Linked DNA regions of Homo sapiens: region 2 is linked to region 1. A link is a loop called in an ENCODE intact Hi-C map of the cell type or tissue named here. Cell type or tissue: Calu3. All regions are shown on one strand. Links, peaks and the distances in the headings refer to the core of each region. The heading gives the core; the rest is flanking DNA. Region 1 has its middle 7.2 kb from the start of PABPC1L2A. Region 2 overlaps XIST (X inactive specific transcript).

What was found. A loop is a pair of places that touch in the nucleus more often than their neighbours do. Peaks named below come from ENCODE experiments on the same cell type or tissue, not always from the same donor. Only the 100,000 strongest peaks of a DNase experiment are listed, where the experiment ranks them.
Region 2: it touches region 1 in a loop (9-fold over the local background); 4 of 110 quality-filtered maps call a loop at or near these places.

What each region holds. Positions count from the first base shown.
Region 1 is chrX:73,085,247-73,088,171 of GRCh38, reverse strand. No RefSeq gene overlaps it. Among named protein-coding and RNA genes, the nearest start is that of PABPC1L2A, 7.2 kb to the right of the region's middle. In Calu3, for the core only: no CTCF peak of the experiment used is centred there; a DNase peak (open chromatin) is centred at 1,231.
Region 2 is chrX:73,849,069-73,851,993 of GRCh38, reverse strand. It overlaps XIST (X inactive specific transcript), which reads left to right. Exons shown (of 6, transcript NR_001564.3): 1 at 1-2,925. Among named protein-coding and RNA genes, the nearest start is that of XIST, 2.2 kb to the left of the region's middle. RefSeq lists enhancers at 61-562, 426-675, 1,106-1,155. In Calu3, for the core only: no CTCF peak of the experiment used is centred there; a DNase peak (open chromatin) is centred at 1,423.

The DNA.
Region 1 (2,925 bases), core at 129-2,628:
CATTGCTGAAAGACATTAAAGAAGATAAATGGAACAACATTACATGTTAATAGATTGGGAGACTTATAATGTTAAGATGCCACTACTCTCCAAATTGATCTGCAGATTAAAATTCTACTTTTTCATTTCTTGTATATAGGAAAACAACGGACACTTTTCATATTAAACTTGTATATATATTGCTGAAAAGAAGTTTCACTCTGTTGCCCAGGCTGGAGTACAGTGGCATGATCTTGGCTCACTGCAACCTATACCTCCCAGGTCCAAGCGATTCTCCTGCCTCAGCCTCCCAAGCAGCTAGGATTTTACAGGTGCGGGCCACTGCACCCGGCTAATTTTTTGTATTTTTAGTAGAGACGGGGTTTCACCTTGTTGACCAGGCTGGTCTTGAACTCCTGACCTCAGATAATCTGCCCGCCTCGGCCTCCCAAAGTGCTAGGGTTACAGATGTGAGCCACAACGCCCGGCCATTAACCTTCTATTCTAAAACCTTGTTATAATCATTTATTAGTTCCAGGAGGTATTTTTTGTTGACTCTTTTGGATTTTTTAACATAGATCTTGTCATTTGTGAACGAAGACAATTGCATGTATTCCTTCTTAATCTGTATACTTACATTTTTATTGTCCTATAGAATTATCTAAGACTTCCAGTAAAATGTAGAAAGCAATGGTGAGAGGGGACATTCTTACTTTGTTCCTGCTCTTAGAAAGAAAGCTTCAAATTTCCAACCATTGACTATCATGTTAGCTGTATTTCTTTTGAAGATATTATTTACCAAGATGAGGAAGTTATCCTGTATGTCTCGATTATTTGGGGTTTTGCTCATGAATGAGAGTTGGATTTTGTCAAACACTTTTTCTTCATCCGCTGATATAGTCATGTGATTTTTCTTCTTTAGCCTGTTGAAGTGATGGGTTACATTAATTGATTTTATTTTAAAAAGTAAAGTAACTGATGTTACAATTGACTATATAAATACGTAATACACAATATGATATTTTGTTATATGTATAGATTTGGGAAAGTAAATCAAATTAAAACATTCATTATCTCACATACATTTTGTGATGAAAATATTTAAAATCTACTTTCACCAATGTTTAAGTATACAATAAATTGTTACTAAATATAGTTTCTGTGTCATACAAAACATCTCCTGCACTTAGTCCTCCTGTCTACATTAATTAATTTTTTTTAATTTAATTTACATCAGGATTAACCGCCCTCTAGTGGCCCACCTTAAAGTGTGAAGAAATGTGACCCTTGTGGACAACATTATTAGAGATTCATTAAAGGGTAAAAGGCTTGTGTTGCTTTTCAAAGCCCAAATAATTCAACTAAGTTTTCAGAAGTGGATGTCAATGAGCAGCAGTCTGTTTGGAAAAGAGGATATAGAAAGAGGGAGGAGAGGCTAAGGGAAGGGGAGGGGTGCTAACATCCTTATTTTATGGGAAACTGACGAAGGTGTACGCTAGAGACTGAGAGTTAAGCATATCACTTAAAGTCACTGGAGTCACCAATAGAAGAACTAAAGATCAAAAGGTATAAAAATTGCCAGAAGGAAAGACAGGGCAGATTGAAGATAGTGTGAGTGAGTTAAATCCTCCTCTCTGGTAGAGGATGGTCACTTGATGATGTCTGAAGTTGATGAATTATTGAATTAGCAGATTAGGCATTTTCTTTAGATATAAGGAGGTAATGGTCAGAACACTGCAAACAGAAATTGTTAAAGTGGTCTACTCTGGGAAGCACAGTTGGGGAGTAGGAAGTGATGGGACCTTGAATCTTTGTTTTTTATCATAAGCTCCTTTGTACTTTCTGATCATCACTATTATATTTACCATGTGCATACATATATATTTTTAATTAAGAACTATTATTTGGAGACAGTTTTAAAAAGATGATCTGTATGGGAGGAAGTCCCAAGGTTAATCACCTTGACATTAGCAAGATTTTACCACATTGAAGGAGATTTCGTTTTACATCTATTAAACAAAGCGAAAACCTAAAATTGATCAGCAGCTCATGATACTGGAGATCAGCCAACTCACGCTTCAGTAATCCATGCATGCATCACATCACAATGGTGAATATTGGTAATATTGTTCCAGAGACATCATGGAGACATCAAAGTGTGTTCAGTAGCCTGCAGCAAAGAAGCTGAAGGAGTGTATTACCTTACAGTAAATTACCTCTCAAATGGCCCCCAAGATGTTGCTCAAAAGGATGAATAGCAGTTGACAGAAAATTCTCTCCTGTCTCAATACCCCATTTTGTTGAGATAGTGTTATTAAATCTTCTGGGTGGTTTCCTTGAGTACAGAAAATGCCATGCTTTCATGTGTTAATTAATGTGCGGACCCTGAGCCTCCAGAAAATAAATAACTGGATCATTAAAAGGTCCTATGGTTGGGACTAGTACAGAGAAGCTCAATGAGAGTGTGAGCTAAGCGAGTTCAGGCCAGAGAACCCAGAGGATCAGACTCCCTCTGTACTGACACTTTGCTCCTGGTTAGAGAGAAAATTCCAGGCTGCCTGGAGCACCAGAAAGACAAGACACTGGACCTTCAAAAACCAGCTGAACAAGCACAACCCCAGGACAGAGGGCAATAAGATTAATAAGGAGTCTCTTGTATTGGGCATTGAATGCATGCCAGGCACTGTGAAAAACATTTACCATACATTATCACTTGTTATCCTTATAAATATCCCTTTGTACAGATGGGGACTCCAAAGCTAAGATGGAAAAAAGGGGGGTAAAGTACCTTGACCAAAGTAAGCACAACTCTTAAGTCATGGCCTGGGGTGTATCTGTAGGTATATTGTTATAAAATCAGTTTTGTGAACTGCCTAAAATTATAACAAAGAAGGGCATGAGTTAAGGCTTCAAGCGTGTGTTAGAAGGTGAATTGGTTCTCAGAGA
Region 2 (2,925 bases), core at 112-2,611, 760 kb before region 1:
TTTTATGGATGAAAAAATGTTGGTTTTGTGGGTTGTTGCACTCTCTGGAATATCTACACTTTTTTTTGCTGCTGATCATTTGGTGGTGTGTGAGTGTACCTACCGCTTTGGCAGAGAATGACTCTGCAGTTAAGCTAAGGGCGTGTTCAGATTGTGGAGGAAAAGTGGCCGCCATTTTAGACTTGCCGCATAACTCGGCTTAGGGCTAGTCGTTTGTGCTAAGTTAAACTAGGGAGGCAAGATGGATGATAGCAGGTCAGGCAGAGGAAGTCATGTGCATTGCATGAGCTAAACCTATCTGAATGAATTGATTTGGGGCTTGTTAGGAGCTTTGCGTGATTGTTGTATCGGGAGGCAGTAAGAATCATCTTTTATCAGTACAAGGGACTAGTTAAAAATGGAAGGTTAGGAAAGACTAAGGTGCAGGGCTTAAAATGGCGATTTTGACATTGCGGCATTGCTCAGCATGGCGGGCTGTGCTTTGTTAGGTTGTCCAAAATGGCGGATCCAGTTCTGTCGCAGTGTTCAAGTGGCGGGAAGGCCACATCATGATGGGCGAGGCTTTGTTAAGTGGTTAGCATGGTGGTGGACATGTGCGGTCACACAGGAAAAGATGGCGGCTGAAGGTCTTGCCGCAGTGTAAAACATGGCGGGCCTCTTTGTCTTTGCTGTGTGCTTTTCGTGTTGGGTTTTGCCGCAGGGACAATATGGCAGGCGTTGTCATATGTATATCATGGCTTTTGTCACGTGGACATCATGGCGGGCTTGCCGCATTGTTAAAGATGGCGGGTTTTGCCGCCTAGTGCCACGCAGAGCGGGAGAAAAGGTGGGATGGACAGTGCTGGATTGCTGCATAACCCAACCAATTAGAAATGGGGGTGGAATTGATCACAGCCAATTAGAGCAGAAGATGGAATTAGACTGATGACACACTGTCCAGCTACTCAGCGAAGACCTGGGTGAATTAGCATGGCACTTCGCAGCTGTCTTTAGCCAGTCAGGAGAAAGAAGTGGAGGGGCCACGTGTATGTCTCCCAGTGGGCGGTACACCAGGTGTTTTCAAGGTCTTTTCAAGGACATTTAGCCTTTCCACCTCTGTCCCCTCTTATTTGTCCCCTCCTGTCCAGTGCTGCCTCTTGCAGTGCTGGATATCTGGCTGTGTGGTCTGAACCTCCCTCCATTCCTCTGTATTGGTGCCTCACCTAAGGCTAAGTATACCTCCCCCCCCACCCCCCAACCCCCCCAACTCCCCACCCCCACCCCCCACCCCCCACCTCCCCACCCCCCTACCCCCCTACCCCCCTACCCCCCTCTGGTCTGCCCTGCACTGCACTGTTGCCATGGGCAGTGCTCCAGGCCTGCTTGGTGTGGACATGGTGGTGAGCCGTGGCAAGGACCAGAATGGATCACAGATGATCGTTGGCCAACAGGTGGCAGAAGAGGAATTCCTGCCTTCCTCAAGAGGAACACCTACCCCTTGGCTAATGCTGGGGTCGGATTTTGATTTATATTTATCTTTTGGATGTCAGTCATACAGTCTGATTTTGTGGTTTGCTAGTGTTTGAATTTAAGTCTTAAGTGACTATTATAGAAATGTATTAAGAGGCTTTATTTGTAGAATTCACTTTAATTACATTTAATGAGTTTTTGTTTTGAGTTCCTTAAAATTCCTTAAAGTTTTTAGCTTCTCATTACAAATTCCTTAACCTTTTTTTGGCAGTAGATAGTCAAAGTCAAATCATTTCTAATGTTTTAAAAATGTGCTGGTCATTTTCTTTGAAATTGACTTAACTATTTTCCTTTGAAGAGTCTGTAGCACAGAAACAGTAAAAAATTTAACTTCATGACCTAATGTAAAAAAGAGTGTTTGAAGGTTTACACAGGTCCAGGCCTTGCTTTGTTCCCATCCTTGATGCTGCACTAATTGACTAATCACCTACTTATCAGACAGGAAACTTGAATTGCTGTGGTCTGGTGTCCTCTATTCAGACTTATTATATTGGAGTATTTCAATTTTTCGTTGTATCCTGCCTGCCTAGCATCCAGTTCCTCCCCAGCCCTGCTCCCAGCAAACCCCTAGTCTAGCCCCAGCCCTACTCCCACCCCGCCCCAGCCCTGCCCCAGCCCCAGTCCCCTAACCCCCCAGCCCTAGCCCCAGTCCCAGTCCTAGTTCCTCAGTCCCGCCCAGCTTCTCTCGAAAGTCACTCTAATTTTCATTGATTCAGTGCTCAAAATAAGTTGTCCATTGCTTATCCTATTATACTGGGATATTCCGTTTACCCTTGGCATTGCTGATCTTCAGTACTGACTCCTTGACCATTTTCAGTTAATGCATACAATCCCATTTGTCTGTGATCTCAGGACAAAGAATTTCCTTACTCGGTACGTTGAAGTTAGGGAATGTCAATTGAGAGCTTTCTATCAGAGCATTATTGCCCACAATTTGAGTTACTTATCATTTTCTCGATCCCCTGCCCTTAAAGGAGAAACCATTTCTCTGTCATTGCTTCTGTAGTCACAGTCCCAATTTTGAGTAGTGATCTTTTCTTGTGTACTGTGTTGGCCACCTAAAACTCTTTGCATTGAGTAAAATTCTAATTGCCAATAATCCTACCCATTGGATTAGACAGCACTCTGAACCCCATTTGCATTCAGCAGGGGGTCGCAGACAACCCGTCTTTTGTTGGACAGTTAAAATGCTCAGTCCCAATTGTCATAGCTTTGCCTATTAAACAAAGGCACCCTACTGCGCTTTTTGCTGTGCTTCTGGAGAATCCTGCTGTTCTTGGACAATTAAAGAACAAAGTAGTAATTGCTAATTGTCTCACCCATTAATCATGAAGACTACCAGTCGCCCTTGCATTTGCCTTGAGGCAGCGCTGACTACCTGAGATTTAAGAGTTTCTTAAATTATTGAGTAAAATC